2 separate regions of the Homo sapiens genome follow, and region 1 is linked to region 2. Evidence: chromatin loops called from intact Hi-C (ENCODE). Cell type or tissue: adrenal gland. All regions are shown on one strand. Links, peaks and the distances in the headings refer to the core of each region. The heading gives the core; the rest is flanking DNA.

What was found. A loop is a pair of places that touch in the nucleus more often than their neighbours do. Peaks named below come from ENCODE experiments on the same cell type or tissue, not always from the same donor. Only the 100,000 strongest peaks of a DNase experiment are listed, where the experiment ranks them.
Region 1: it touches region 2 in a loop (1.8-fold over the local background); 2 of 110 quality-filtered maps call a loop at or near these places.

The regions. Positions count from the first base shown.
Region 1 is chr1:184,470,299-184,478,655 of GRCh38, forward strand. C1orf21 (chromosome 1 open reading frame 21) reads left to right here. Exons shown (of 6, transcript NM_030806.4): 2 at 7,088-7,305. The coding sequence starts at 7,212. Among named protein-coding and RNA genes, the nearest start is that of C1orf21, 87 kb to the left of the region's middle. In adrenal gland, for the core only: no CTCF peak of the experiment used is centred there; no DNase peak of the experiment used is centred there.
Region 2 is chr1:184,422,146-184,430,502 of GRCh38, forward strand. All of the region lies in intron 1 of C1orf21 (chromosome 1 open reading frame 21), which reads left to right. Among named protein-coding and RNA genes, the nearest start is that of C1orf21, 39 kb to the left of the region's middle. In adrenal gland, for the core only: a CTCF peak has its summit at 3,503; no DNase peak of the experiment used is centred there; H3K4me3 peaks cover 920 bases; H3K27ac peaks cover 3,226 bases.

The DNA.
Region 1 (8,357 bases), core at 87-8,086, 48 kb after region 2:
TATCACCTTGCATATATAAGTGCTTTTTCAAAGCATTTTCTTATCTACTTAGATTTTCAAAACAGTCCAGAAAAAAAAGGGGGAAAACAGGTGCTGCTATTATTAATTTTAAGATACTAACAAGGAAATCACATGGCTTTGTCCTAAGTGACATGGGGAACCAGCAGCACATCTGTCAAGAAATTCTAGTCACAGGTGTCTTTCTGTAAAAGCAGTGGTGCAGAGGTCCCCCATGACACAAGCTGAAGACCTCTTGCAAATACCTTTGGTATTCTGGGTCTTAGAAGTGGAAGAAGAAGGCCAGGTGTGGCGGCTCACGCCTGAAATCCCAGTACTTTGGGAGGCCAAGATGGGAAGATCACTTGAGGTTAGGAGTTCGAGACCAGCCTGGCCAACGTGGCGAAATCCCATCTCTGCTAAAAATACAAAAATGATCCGGGCATGGTGGCATGCATTTGTAATCCCAGCTACTAGGGAGGCTGAGGCAGGAGAATCACTTGAACCCAGGAGGTGGCGGTTGCAGTGAGCTGAGATCACACCACTGCACTCCAGCTTGGGCAACAGAGTAAGACTCTTTCTCAAAAAAAAAAAAAGAACAAGAAAGAGAACTCAAAGTCCAGGAATATCTGCCATTGCCTTTGACCACTGAGGAGCAAATCTAGAAGCAGCATAAGTCTTCTGCATGGGTCCACACAGCTGTGAATGTGTGACTTTAATCAGGGGCTGGTGTTTTCCTCTCTTGCCTTCTCAGAAATAGTGTCAGCCATGCATGAGCTCATGTCAACATACACAGGTAACACAGAGGAGTTTTCTGGTGCAGGAGAAATGTGCAACACTCTTAAATCCTTAGCTGAAGAACAATTATTGCACCAACTTTTTCTAACCAGCTCCCTATAAGAAATACTGTTAAAATTAATTTCATTCATTAAAGGCAAGATAGAGAAGAAGAAATAGGGGATCTAAGCTGTGTTTATTTTTCCAGCAAATACGCAATTGAAATCAACGCTATTAGGCCAAAACATCATTGGTAATCATCTTTAGACCTTATAGGGCCTCCTGAAAATTTTGAGGTTTCAGACTTGCAAGTATGTCCTAGTTGAGTTAGTACTGAAAACAAAGAGTGTAAATAAATTGAATGTAGGTAAGACATGGCTTTTTTTTAAGTGGTCATTTCATCCTTTATATCACTACTTGGACATATGTTGAGGTAGATCATAGAGTCTAAGAAAGAGGCCGAGAGACATGAAACCCAGCCGTGGTCCTGAGGCAGGCATGTGACAGCTGGGACCAGAGCTCGGGCTTCTCATGCCCTCTCCAACACTCTTTCCACTTGCCACCTCTTCTCCTTGGCCCCACACCTTACTGCCTGAATCTAGCAGAAATGTGTCCTATTGCATAAACACTTATTGTGGTTACATTTCTGAGAGACAACTCTGTAGAATTACTATATGTGGACATGAGAGTTTTCCCATAAAGAAGGCAGAAGCCAAAATCCTTGTATCTTTGGAGTTAATAGCATATTGTCGATTGTCATGCCATCAGACGAGTGTGAGGTGAGGAATGAATGTGTTCTGTGATGCCAGCGATTGTTGGGTAATGAAAGGCTTGACTTTTCTAGATTATTCTCATGTCAAATGTGACATCTCTTTATGTATTATTTTTAACGTTCACAATGAAATGTGAAATGGTGTTAACAGTAGCCCAAGGATACCAAAGCTTCAAGATTAGAAATCACTTTTAAGTTGCCTTTCTTCTTCCCCCTCGGTGGGCTGCTGTATTAACACTCATTACAGTGAAGCCCAGCAGATGGGCAAACAGACTGATTAGTTATTTATATATATATAGATATATATTTTTTCCTTTATGGAGCTTAGATGTTAGCTGTTTCTTCAATAAAAGAGAGGAGTTTTTAGATGTGTCTTGTCTTGATTTGCCTTTTTAATCAGAAGAAGAAAGGGGGCACTTTGCTCCTGATCTATTAATAATGTGGCTGTATCCTTTGCTTAACTGCTGACTTCATAGCTCTCTGTGTGCCCGTTGCAATCAGAATTTGATTTCTTTCCAGTCCTCCAAGCCTCATGTTCTTTTTGGCCTAGAATTTCTTTATGGAATGTATCACTTTTAATTCGTATTTTAGAAGTGCCTTTCTTGACAGGGAATTTATCTACAATATTTTTGCCTTTTGTATCCAAAATGAAAAAGTCCATGACTAATTAGTGGAAAGTGAAATTACACATAATGTTATGTAAATAGAAATATTTTCCTGTAGCCTTTTTTTAAAAAAAGTTCAAATATCTCTGCTTTTTCTTAAAAACAGATTTTGCTTTTTTTATTCCTTCCCAATTTTATAAAAGTAGGATTTTTTTTAATGAAACCTTGTTTCTAGTTAAAAAAAACTAAGGTAATGAAAAGAATTATTATAATCTTTCCTTATAAAAGGACAAGGTATTTCATGTGTGTAATATGTGATATGTATTCATACAAAAGTAATGGACCTACTTGCCTGGGGAGAACTTTCTCATGTTGTCACATGAAGTATTCTGGAACAGTAGTTTCCCTTCTGATATCTGAAGCACCTTGAGGTACGGTGTAAGGAGAGGAAGAATAAACATGCACGGTTATACATTTTTAAAAATATTTCAACTGGGCTTACAAATTTGCTGATTATTTTATCAAAAGTGGGAAAAATGTCCTGTAAAGATGGCATTCAATTAGGCTAGCTCATGGTATCGTGGATTGCACTTCTAATTATATAAGGCAAGATAATGTAGACATACAACCATTTGGGGAGGGGTTTACACAAAGCCATGGGGCAGTTAATTGGACCTCATGTTTTTAGAGGTGCTTGATGATCCTATGACAAAGATCATTTAGATTAAAGAAAAGTCATCCTCAGTGGGACTTAGTTTTAGAAGATTCCATCAAATGTCAAAGGGATGCTTCGATTTAATTCTCACACTGTGATCTGTGACTTCAGAAATAACATGCTGGTAATAACAACATGTGACAACAAAAGTCTCAGAGCTGCTCCAGGTCGTGGTCTCTGCATGCTTGTTTGCACCATCAGACTTACCTCTCTCTAAGCGCTGTGGTTTCAGGAAGGTAAACAATAGAGCATGTGAGGTTGGGAGAGAAAAGCTGAGCAAAGCGAATGAAAAAATGGAAGCTAAAAAAAAAAATGCTGGAGTTTACGTGAAGGATAGCATAAACTGAAGGGAACGTCTTTTGAGCAGATGATTCTAGCGGTCTTTGGGGATATGTTTTTGAAGGTCTGCTCAGTGTGAGGTCTCAGTTGGATTGAGATTAAGTGAAAGAATTTTCGGTAGAAATGAAACCTTGACATTATATCAGGCTATAAAAGAGATACAAATCAGGGATATTTTAATCCTGTTTCTTTAGCTCTGCTCAGGTCTCTAACCTGACATTTCTTGATATGCTCCATTCCAAAGCTGAGCCAAATGCCTGTGAGGTGAACTCTCTTGTCATCCTGTATTTAAGCTGCAATAGCTGTACGTCATTGCTGCAAAACTGGTCTTTCTAATTATCTCCTTCTCTGATCATTCTTGTTCTATAGGGATAGAGAAGAAAAACATATATCTTGCCTTGTTTGCCACTATATGCACAATACCTACCAAACACATATCTGTCACTTAGTATTTTAAAATCAAAATCTGTTGATTAAATGAATGAATAATTGGACAAGTGTTTATGTGCAGAATCCAAATGACATAGTAAAAAACTTTCTTCAGTGATCTATGATTAACTTTGTGAATTAGAGATCTTTTGCCCCTCAAATGACTTCATAATTATCACCTTCAAATGAGTAAATTACTAAAATATATTCCTGATGAGGTCCTGAAACTTGAAAGCATCACTCTTAAATTTGAATTACTGCTATAAAATAATGTAGCACATATGTTTCAGAAACAAAATCTATACCTATTTATAATTTGGTGAGAACTCATATTGAGCTATAGTGCTTTAAAATATGTGTAATTAAATTGAAATTTCTTGAGTCATCATTTGAATTGGGTGTAAATCATGTCTAATCTGCTTGTTAACCTGCCCCTCACCCCAATGCTTGAATAATAGAGACATCCTTTAAAAAAAAGAGCCATTCTTCTGTGTCTTATTTCTGTTAGCCTTCTGCAATGTATTTGATTTCAAATAATTTCCACCTTTAAAATTCAAATAAAATTTTTTTGTGCAAACACAACTTTTAAAACACAGAAGAAATACCACTAACTGCTTTTCGGGAGTAGCAAAGGATAAGTCATGGCTTCAATTCTTCCCTTTGCTTCTTTGATAGCATAAGAGGCTGTAGATATGAAATTGGAAAAGCAAGAGGACTCTCAAAGAGGATGATTGTTAAGTTGTCTCTTAATTCTCAGTGTACCCTGATTTTGTTAGGATTGCCCCCTCTCTCCTGTTTTTACTTAGTTTATTCTGAAGAGGTGGCAGGGAAGCCACCTAGGTTCGCCCTCTCACTTCAATCTCTCCTGCATATGTGTAAGTGTGAAGTCGTTTTCCCATACTTCCTTTTTGAACAGTAAGGAATCATGTCTGGGAGCCCACGCCTGTTACCTTACGTGATAATGCTGGGGATGAGGAAGCAGGGGGATGGATGCTGCCCCTGAGAAGGTGCTGGCTGGGAATCCAAAACAGCAGCAATAGCAGCAGCAATAACAACAACAACAACAGCAAAAGCAGAAGTAGCAACAGCATTGGCTGCAGCAACAAAAACAGCAACTCGCAGCAGCCTCCGGGTTAGAGAGGGGATTCTTCCCTTCTCCCACCTTTACAGCTGAACCCCTTGTCCTCTCCCTCTTGTCTAATATTTCATTGATGTTTCTTCAAAAACTATGACAGGTTGACAGAATGGACCTCTCCACAACTCATTTAATATTTTCTCACAGTGTGCTCTAACTTGGATCAGAAAGAGTACCTATGGTCTTACGATGTCCTTTATTCAGTTGAATGAAGGTAGCAAGGCCTTCTGCAGGCCCTTCACGAAGTATCAGCAGTCCAGTCCTCAGCCCTGCCCCCCCATCCCCACCTGACCCCTCTGAAATGAACACACACAAATAGGCCATGCTCTTCCACATTCTAGTGTCTTAGCTCAGTCTGTTCCTTGCAGCTGAATAATGCTACCATCCTTTCAGCCTGGTAAATTTCTACCAAACCTTTGATACCCTACAAAAATACTACTTCTTTCCTCTGCCCAGTCATAATCTAATCTGCTTTTTTGAATTCTGCATTGCCATAGATTCCTGTGAAACCACAATCAGAGCTTGTATTACACTGTATTGCGTGCAATTTTTTAAATGTCAGCATCTCTTCTCCATAAGGCCCCTGAGCTCTATACACCAGTATGAATAGACCATCAAATAGAAATACTGTAGCCTTGAAGACATTACTGCTAAATAATGGAATAGGGTGTGTGTGTGTGTGTGTGTGTGTGTGTGTGTGTGTGTGTGTGTGTGTCCATCCACAGGCCTGGATTTCATATAGTTTGAGATGAAGACTTGTTAACATTAAGTTACATCAAGTATGGGGAAGATATAAACATTAGCCATCTAGGAGAAAATCTTCCTGGTTTGTAGAACTTTACCAACCAACTCTACACTTCCTATTAATAATTTAACATAACCACTGATAGAGAATAGTTTGAAGAATTATATGAGAAATGACCAATGTTATAGTCATTGTCAATATTTATGGCAATTTGTATTTGCTTGGCTTAATTTAAGATCACTGCCTTTTTATCTAAGTTCATTTATTAGATCGATTATGTTAATTTGAAAAATTCTCTTTGCTGAGATTTTATGGCTTAAATGATTAAATTTCTACATCCAGAGATGTCCTTAGTGCCCTAGCAAGGAGGGTTTAGGAGCTCTAGTCTTCTTGGTAGAGAAAGCTTATAGCTACTGTGTAGTAGCACTATCTGTGAAACTTGAGAAACTTCCACTGTTCATGGGCGGGGGGCAGTGGGACGTGGGTGCTGATGAAGATTCAAAGAGGCTTGATGCCTTCTTTGTTCTGCCAGGACTCTGAGGAGGTAAGGGCCTGTATTACAGTGGGAGGGATGGAAACAAAGGAATGTGTAGGAGAGATGTTTCAAAAGAAACATTTACAAGACTGGAGTAAGTCATCTATAGGCCTGGAATGGTTGGGTGAGGATGATGAAAGCATAAAACAAAAATGAGCAAGTTGAGCAGAGCAAACACTCAGAATTTGAGGAGCCACCTTGGATGGGGCAGGGAAAGGTAAAGTCACTTAAGTCAATTTGAAGATTATCTCTTTTGCAGTGTATCTGTAAATACTCTTTAAGCCTTTATGAGAAATCGGTAGAAGCATGAAGTTTACGCCAAAAGCTTGACAACTGCTTTGTTGCTTTTCTTCATATTTTGACGTCTTCTGCCCAATCCTTAAAACATTTGGCTAGCTAAGCAGAAAATGGACAGAAGTAAGTTTTAGACCTTGCCCCATCTCCTTCCTTTGTCTCCAAAACAGTGTCACCTCAGGTAAAATAAAATACTGAATTATTTACAGCCTTAACCAGAAATGTATAAAGTAGCCCATGTACCAGTCTGAGGAGGATGGCTACCGTTTCCTGGCAAAATTTGAGGAGCTGGGAGGGCTGGCTTCAGGGTAGAATGAGGAAGATGAAGAGCTTTTCCCAGCCTCCTGAACTAGGTGGATCTCAAGAGTGGGCTCTCCTTCCTCGACAGTTTTTGAGATTTCAGAACATTAGTAAACTTACAGGTACTTTAAGAGTATGTATGGCAAGCAGTAGTGCCCAAATACGTATTTGAATAAATACGTATTTTTGGTATCTCCTCAAAAAGTTCACTCCTTGGCCATGTGTTGCATAGGGACATGCCTTTCCATCTTGCTTTCTGAGTGGGAAATCAAGTGAGAATGGGCCACGCTGCACATGGTTCTTCTGTGCCCACCACAACACCAGTGCGATGGGTGGGTCTGTGCATGACTTCTAGTATACTGCAGGGCACAGCACACCAACATAGTGAGGCTTGTGTTTTGCTGCAGTCACTGCCCATTCTAATCTAGCTTTCTTTTCTTGCAGGTGCACACATCTTGACCAACTCAGCAGCAAGGTGGATTTTCTTTGTGTTTAAAGAAAAAAAATGTCCCTGTGTCTGTAGAGATGATTTGCAGTTCAGCCCGGCTGAAGCTGACCGAATGAGACTATGGGCTGTGCCTCCGCCAAGCATGTTGCCACTGTTCAAAATGAAGAGGAAGCCCAGAAAGGGAAAAACTACCAGAACGGAGATGTGTTTGGCGGTGAGTCCTATCAAACTTGACTCTTGACCCATTGATTCTAGGCCTTTCACTTTTTTTTATTGATACATAATATTTGTACATATTTATGGGGTGCTTGTGATATTTTGTTACATGCCTAGAATGTGTAACGATCAAGTCGGTATTTAGGATATCTATCACCTCGAGCATTTATTGTTTCTGTGTGTTGGGAACATTTCAAAACGTATCTTTGAGCTATTTGGAAACATACAGTACATTATTTTTAACTATAGTCACCCTACTCTGTTATGGAACATTAGATCTTATTCCCTCTAAGCCTTTCATTTTTGTGACAGTGAATAATTACAGTGATTATTGGGTTATACCGTCTGAGGTGAAAGGGTGATGAGACCTAATGGAAATCAATGTGGATCTTTACTTTGGATCATCTACATCATAATTTATACAAAGTGGTATTTGAGGAGGAACATGGAGGTTTTTTTTGCAGGAGCTAGCATTTAAATCAAGCTTCAAAGAACCAGCAGAATTTAAATTGGTGCATGGGACAGTGGCCATGGGGTGTCCTAGTAGAGGAGAACTGTAGGACTAAAAACAGAAGTCCAAAAGGGGAGTGAGTGAGGATTTATAAATGAGGGAGTGAGGTGTTTTTTTTTAAAGTGTAATAGAGAGTGAATTATACATTTTCAGATTTAAAATAAAAATACAATGAATCTAATAATCATCTTTTAACCTCTCTCTGTTGAATCAAAATGACTTTAGGATATCTAGTGCAAAGGCCACAGATTGGCAACCCATGGCCACACCTGGTCTGCAAATACATTTTTTTTGCCCCCTCCCCAAAGAATTTTAAAATAAAAAGCAAGACAGCCTTTAAAAATCAGGATATTTCACATAAAACCTCAAATTTCTTCAAAAGAGCTGGCAGCAATAGGTCTTCATTCCTTGAGACAACCGTCAGGAGGTGGGGTAGCAATTGCCCCTGCAGCCAGGCTGTGGCCTCCAGTGAACTGCTAACGCTTCCCCGGTGCATGCACACCGAGTTCAGTTTGCTCATTGACATTACCTGGCCACTT
Region 2 (8,357 bases), core at 187-8,186:
AGAAAAAGGAATAAGCAATAGTGCAGCATCAGGGCCGTGTGGATGTTCCCGTTGCTGATCCTATCCTCTCCCGCTCATTTCCCTTTCGAAACTCAGCTCGAATATCACCTTGTCCTAGGTGTGTTCCTGAGGAAGGCTTTGTTTGAAATGCTTGCAGATTTTGGAATCAAACACTTGCCTTCCTCTTGGTCAAGTAGCTTAATAATAAGCAAAATTTGTGTAACACTGTAAGCCAGGCAGCATTCTTAGCACCTTGCATAGGTCTGGTCATTTAATCATAACAACATCCCTAATGAGGTAGGAGCTATTATTATTCTCATTTTACAGGTGGAGAACTGAGGTGTAGAAAGGGTAAGTAACTCGCTTCAGGACACACAGCTAGAAAGTAGAAGTACAAAGAGTAGAACACTGGTTCTTTGAGTTCAGAAACTATGCTCTTAACCACTCCACTAGAACCTTGCTAGGCGGCAGTTTATTTGTAAAGCCTTGTGAAAAAATTTTCAGCACACTATTCAGCATGCGGTAGATAATTGGAAGTCTTTTCTATTGTTAATATTTCCTGTCTCCTCAGTTTGATTGATAGGATTTTCTTCCCGTACATATCTCTCTGAGAGCATTGTTGCACTTTGCCATAACTGTTGAATTGTCTATTTCACATGTTAGACAGAAAGCTTCTTGAGGTCACTCTACGTACAGAACTTGTCCCCCAATGGCTTGGTAAGTGTTGATGGACTGAACGAATAAAATGTTTTGTCTGGCACAGATTGACTTGCTGCAGGGAAAGCAGTCCTGTGGAGTGGTTCATACGCAAGACGTTAAGGCATGTACTACTAGGTTTTAATCCAGCCCCTACCATCCATTGGCATTATGTCTTGTGTAAACTATTTATCCTCCCTTAAGCCTCCACTTCCTTGTTTACTTAATGGGGACAATGAGTTGTTATAAAGAGCCAAGGAGACAATGTGTATCGGGATTTAACAGAATGCCTGGTTTATGATAAGCAATAAACAATTACTTTTATTATTGCTGAATAACTGCTGAAAGTCAGGTACTCTGCTACTTGTTGGAGGTGCAGAAATAAAGATTCCTTCCTCATTCAGGAACTTCACCAGTCTCATAGAAGAGAAGAATGGTCACCAAGTAAATTATAATCTATGCAATAATGTACAAAACAGATAACTTTGTGAGGATGAAAGGTGAAGAGAAGTCTTCATGATGGAGGATATATCCAAGATGGGTTTTGAAAAATGAATAAAAGTCCTTAAGGCAGAGCAGGAATGAAGCCTTCAAATACTGGGATTGCGGCCTTAACTGAATAGGCAATGGGGAGCCACTGAGATTTTTTGAGTAGGAGGGTGACATCAACAGAACTGTCCTTTAGGAAGATTAATCTGACAAAAATATGTAGGATGAGTTAGTGGAGAGAGAAATGAGGAAATAAATATCACATAGACCTTTAGTGAAACCTCCTACACAGAATAGAAATCCATTCTGCAGCACCCCTTACAGATGGTTATCCAGCTGATGATGCCTGAACACACCAGGAAGGGGAAGTTCACTTCTTCCTTAAGCAGCTCCTTCTTTCCTTTCTTCCTTTCTCCCTATTTCAGTTTTTCCCTCCTCTCCAGCCAACCATCCATTCATCCCTCCTTCCATCTCTTCTTCCATCCATCCATCTACCCATCCATCCCTCCACTCATCCATCCACCCATCGTCCATCCATCCATCCATCCATCCATCCATCCATCCATCCATCAATCTATCATTTAAGGGTTTCCTTAATGCCTGTTACTGGGGTAGGTGCTGGCAACGTAAAGTTTAATACAATAGTCCTGCCCTTGAGGATCTCACAGTCTAGTCTCATACTTGGTGTCCATTATTGAATAATTATTATTGTTGGAAAGTTCTTTTTTCCTTGGATTGAGTGAAATCTCCTTTATTTTAGGCCTGTCTCCTACTGGTCCTACTTTTCTAATTTTTTCTTGTAATACACTGACATTCTCTTTTTTTGTGATTGCTTTTATCATTTTTACAAACCGTATCATGGAGCTTCCTTGTCTTCTCTGTGGAAAATCCAGTTCCCTTAAAAGGGCCTCCTAAGGCTGAATTCATAAAACTTAAGGACTTTTGGAGCTGAGTGAGACTTTAGAAGTCATTTACAATTCATATCTCAGCCCTCATCACTTTACAGATAGGAGCTGAGTCACAAATAAGTTGTGACTTGCCTAAGATCGCAGAGCTAGTTAGTGGCAAAACTAGGACAAGAATTTAGGCTTTCCATTGTCCAGACTTGCAAGACTAGTGCTTTTTCAAACTGTCTGTCCTGATAACCCTTCCCAAACGTTCTGTAAATTTTCAATATCTCTCAAAATTGTGGAACCAGAAATGAAGTATGGTGTCTCAGATGTGTTCTAACCTTGGTAGAGAGCTGTGATGAGAGTTAATAAAGGCCAACACTAAGAGAATGTGCCCGGCTCCATAAGCCTCATTATCTGCATTTTCTCATTCAGCCTTGCAACAGCCCTCATTGGATGGGTTTAGTATGCTAATACTAAGATAGGGAAACTGAGCCTCAGAGGAGTGAAGTAATTTCCAGTTCACGGGCACACAGCCAGTAAGTGGAAGTACTGGAAATCAAATGCAGGGCTGTCAACTTCAAAGTCAGTGCACTGACTTCCTCCCACATAAGGGCCATTATTTACCATAATCTCCAACTGTAGTGAAGATACATTAGCAGAAGCATAGTATTTGCGAGCACATGTTGAGTTTCTGGTTATCAGAACACCTAGCCCTGTATACCTTGAATGGGGCAGAGTCAGATGTTCTCCATCCTGCATTTATGAACATCTTAAAAAACTTAGGTGGAGGTCTTTAACTTAATTTCTGTTAAATGTCACACCATTGGCTTTGCCCCATCTAATTAATAGTGGAATAAGGCTCATGAATGGGGCCTGAATGTTTGGGTGTGACTTCTGGCTCTATCCCATGTGATTGGGTGATGTAATGTTCTTAGATGTCAATCAAGATTAGCCGTCCTGACCTCAGTGTGGGTATTAGATTAACTGAGATGGTGTATGTGGAAGGACTTTGCAAACCAGCAAATTGATGATAATCCTGATATCTTTTTTTTTTTTTTCCTTGAGACAAGGTCTCGTTCTGGCACCCAGGATGGAGTGCAGTGGTGTGATCTTGGCCCTGCAGCCTCCACCTCCTGGGTTCAAGCAATCCTCCTGCCTCAGCCTCCAGAGTAGCTGAGACTACAGGCATGTGCCACCATGCCTAATTTTTAAGTTTTTTGTAGAGACGAGGTCTCTCTGTGGTACCCAGGCTGATTCCAAACTCCTGGGCTCAAGCAATTTTCCCATCCTGGCCTCCCAAAGTGTTGGGATTACAGGCATGAGCTACCATGCCTGGCACTGATCCTGGTGTCTTAAAATATGGAGTGTAGCCTGCCTTACCCATGGTCTCCAGCAGTCTTGCCTCCCTCTGTTGTTGCCTTATTCAGGTTTTTCCTGCTGCCAGGAATGCTGCCCTTTCCTCCCCTCTGTCACCCCTCAAAATGTTACTTAGCTTGAAAGGGCAAGGTCAGAGGCCAATTTTGAAAAACCTTTCCTTACTTGCCTGGCAGAATTAATTTTTCTTACCAGTAGACATTCACACAGCTTTGTTTACAGCACTGATATAGACCTTATCTCAGTCCGCCTTGAATTAGTATTTGTTATGTCCACACTTCCGCCACTAGAAGAGAGTTCCTTGAGAATGGAGACCATATAGTTTTTGTCTTTATGACTCTTCCCCTTCAGGGAGGCTATAAAGAGAGTCAAATAGTGATTCAATTGGGTCTTTGATATTGGCCATCCCACCCAGATTTATGTACTCAGCAGCTCTGCCAGTTTCCCTTCTGGCATCATCCCGATCAAGATAAAGATGTTGGAAAGGGCAGGGCCAAGGGCGGAGCCCTGGAGAAATGTGGCCCTGTGTTAAGCTCTTCCTCCAAATTATTACCCAATCATAAATTATCTCTGGCGTTGTTTTATGTAATGGTGAGTCCTCAGAACAGTGCATGATCAATTCGTCTGTCCAGGATTACTGAGAAGTCTCCTAACTGGTGGTCTTCTACTTTCATGATCAGTTCGTCTGCCAGGATTACTGAGGAGTCTCCTAACTGGTGGTCTTCTACCTTCTCCCTCTAATTTATTCTGCAAGCACCCTCAGAGCGATCTTTTAAAGAGCCCGTCTGATTACATCGCTCCCCTGCTTCAAACCCTTCAGTAACACACCCCATTGGTGTCAGAGGAGGAACCCTGAGCGAGACCCACCCACCTCTCTCTGGGGTACGCTCCACCCTATTTCATCCCCACAGGTTGTCTTTCAGTTCTCTGAATGCCTGCATCTCCCTGCCTGTGGGATTTCACTTAGGCTCTTTCTTCTTGAAACGGTCTTCCTCCTATCTTTTAATTTGCAAACTCCTATCTTGATTCTTGGCTTAAATGTCCTTTCCTCAGAGAAATCTTCCCTAATGTGCCTCTCTTAGCATCAGGTACTTTCCCTTCTGAATGCTGATAATTATTTGTATAATTATTCCTAATGCCTTTCCCTCCCAGTAGATTCTAAATTCCCTGGGAGCAGGCAGGGACCTTGTCTGTCTAACCAAGGCATACTGGGTGCGATAACACAATGCCTGACACACTGTAGATGCTCATCTGATGATGGCTGGATAAACATAAAGTCTGAATTCATTTCTTCAACCTACGTTTATTGAGACCCTCCTGTGTGCAGGGGCTGGGTACTTAGGAGATTCATACAGGTAAAGGAACCACAGGAAGATGTCACCTTTGCTAGCACAGCCAATGGAGAGGATCAAGTTTCTAGGTCTGCCCAGGGCTGGTGAAGGTAAGAATGTTATGTTTGAGCTGAATCCAGCTCTTATTTTACCATTTTATTCACCAGATATCAGACTGGCACAAACACTGCCAAAATCTTGACACCCTAAGTGGACCAGACTTCCTGCTCACCAAGAACTCCGTCAAAACCAGGGTGTAAAAGTTAACTTGAGATGATATTCTTAGTGAATCCTTGTTAGTGCCTAGTGCTTACAAAAATCTGCTAAAGCTACTTTTTAGCTTTGACAGAAATCTCTCTACTGGTTTAGTTTCCTGAATCTACTCCCATATTAAAAAATAAAATAAAATCTGACATGTCTCTGTTTGTATGAGCTTCTCTTACTCTGTGGAGCCCTAAAGATTTCTCAGAGAGGCTTGGAGGTCAGGATCTGTCCTGGATTGCTTTTTTTTTCCCCCAATGATTTTTGCCTTTCCCTTCTCACTTTCAGGACCAGTGAGACAGTTAGGGGTAGGAAAGAAGTGAGCACTAGAGTGGAGTCTGGGTCCCTGGAATTCTCTTCAGCTGGGTGATCTTGGGCAGGTTATTGAACCTTTCTTGGCTTTGATCACCCATCTGTCAAATGATGTGGTTGAAATGAATGAAATTGATGTCTCCCTTCAGCTCTGAGCAATAGGAAACTCCACTTCCTGATCTAGTGACCCTCCAGCTCCAAAATATAGGTTGAAGTAACTCTGCCTTCAATTTCAGGCATTTACATCTTACCTTTTCCATCTTTGCCATCGGCCTTGCTTGGAAAAATCTGTTTGGTTATCTTTCTTCTCCTCCCACCCTCCACATACTTTCCTGTACTCTTAGCTCATTTTGGGCACAGCCATCCTGACATTCTTACAGGTTTGAACGACTCTTAAGTAAGGGCCTTATGACTTAGGTAAGGGCCTTATGTCCACTGGACTCCAGGGCTGGAACACTCAATGACTTATCTAAAACAAGATCAGGTTGCTCAATTTTAAATACTAGTTCAGCTGTACAACCTTGGGCAAGATACTTAAGCCCTCTGAGTTTTGGTTTCCTTGTCTATAAAATGAGGATGATAATAGACCCCACTTCAGTGGGTGTTGTGAGGTATCAGTACCTTCCTGACCACAGTAATTTAGGTATGGTGCATAATCTTTGAAAGTTAGCCATTTTAAATATTTGTGCCTTTTTCCATTTGTCAACTATTGGAACATTTTCCAGAAGATCTACACTGAATTCTTAAGCTGTCCCACATGGTATATCATTGTATAGGGGACAGTATGAAACTTTACAGGTAAACAAATGTGCTGCATGGAAAAAACATTTAAAATCAGGGCATTACTTCAATGAACAGCTGAGAAGAGGAAGAGGATAGGAGGCAGGGAGGGACCAGAAGAAATAATTCTTTTTCTAAATGTTGCAAGAAGTGGTCTACCAGGTAATTTGCATTGTGATTAGAGCAGCTTCAGATGGGAGAGAGAAAGAACATGAAGAGGGCTGGTCACACTTCATGTTGTATCAGAATTAACAAAATATACCTACATCCTACATTAAATATGACTTATACTTAATGATACGAACATCAAGTTGCAGTTGATTATTGACCTTAAAGTAATACTTTGTAGACATTTAAGCAAACATTTGTAAATTTTCATAGTTCTGATTTACTTTTGTATCTTAGAGCTAATTATGTTTTCCTTGGGTCTAGGATGTTTCCATAGGTCTGTGGAAAGTCTGTGGCACACTGGCCTGTGCTTGTGCCCCTGGTGGATAAAATGGGCCCAGACAGGGAAAGAAGCTGGGTCTGAGCTGAACCTGGGATGAGATTTTGTTGCTTTTCTGAGGACCCAAATGCAGGGAGTGATGACATCTCTGCATTGCTATTAAGGACTTGCCAAATAAAAGGATCTGGTCAGGAAAATGGACTCAGGGCAGGGGCTGTGGTCACCCTGCCCCCCAGCTTACATTCCTTGCACAGTTTTCCCCATCTGATCCTACCCCTGGCTCCATCCCCCAACCCAGTCCAACACACTTTTTGTCTCATTGACTCCAGACAACACAGTCACTCATTCATTCACCAAGCATCCATTAAGTGCCCAATGAGTGCTAAACACTTTGATTACTCAGATGAATTCAACAGCGATTTGGTCCTAGAGGAGGGCATAGTCCATTTCTTTTTTATTTATAGCACCACTTGTAGAAATGGACCTCAGCACGTTGCTAGCATTGAAAGAATAAATAGATTCTGGGGCTGGAGAGGCCCTGGCATCTTCTTGGGTACCTTATAGTTCAGCATGGAGTTCATGACACCCTCCTTACCCCCACATGGGTAACTGGTTGTAGGAAAGGTCTTTGCATCATTTGTAAATTATGTCGTTTGCAAATGACATAATTTTTTTCTTAAGAAAAAGAATCTATGCAAGTCTCCAATTCTAAAATTCTGTGATTGTATGATTCTAAATTAATTTAGGAAAGCAGGCAGACAGTTTTTGTACGTGTTTCCATGGACACTGTGGATGTTATGTTGAGGTGTCTGCTTAGTCACATTTGGCACCATCTGGCATAAAAGAATTACTGGATTTTGGTGTGAGGGCAACTCAAGGTACTTAGACGGATCTGTTGTTCTAAGATTCAGTTGAAATGTTCCAGCAGCTTAGTAGCATAACCACAAGACAGTGTTGGGTTTGCCAGGTAATATACAGTATACTAAAAATACAAAGAGTATTTTACTTATAATATTTTTAACAAATAATTTTTAGGATAAGTATATCCCATGTGATATACTTTGGGACATACTTATACTAAAAATAATTCATTGTTTGGCTGGGCATGCTGGCTTACACTTGTAATCCCAGCACTTTGGGAGGCTGAGGTAGGCGGATCATGAGGTCAGAAGATCGAGACCATCCTAGCTAATATGGTGAAACCCTGTCTCTACTAAAAATACAAAAACAAAATTAGCCGGGTGAAGTGGTGGGTGCCTGTAGTCCCAGCTACTCGGGAGGCTGAGGCAGGAGAATGGCGTGAACCCGGGAGGTGGAGCTTGCAGTGAGCCGAGATCACCCCACTGCACTCCAGCCTGGGCGACAGAGCGAGACTCCGTCTCACAAAAAAAAAAAAAAAAAAAATCCATTGTTTATCTGAAATTCACATTTAACTGGGGAGCCTATTTTTTTTTAAGCTAAACCTGGCAACTCTAGGTAGCCTCTGTCTATGATCTGTGATACTGAGAATATATCAGTAGAGGTAATAATACTGCACAAAAGTGTCTATCAGATGATCAGAAACTTTTCAGCCAATTAGATGTTTGATGTGCCAGTGACTGTCCTCCACTCTGAGCCCCTCCTCAGATATGAGGATTGTGATTTCAAACAGCACAGTTTACGATTTGTAAGGCTTTGATTAATGTTTCTTTTCTGCCAACTATTAATAAAATGACAAACAACCATTCTATTAAAATCCTTAAAATGTCCATATGTATAATTTGTATCTTCATT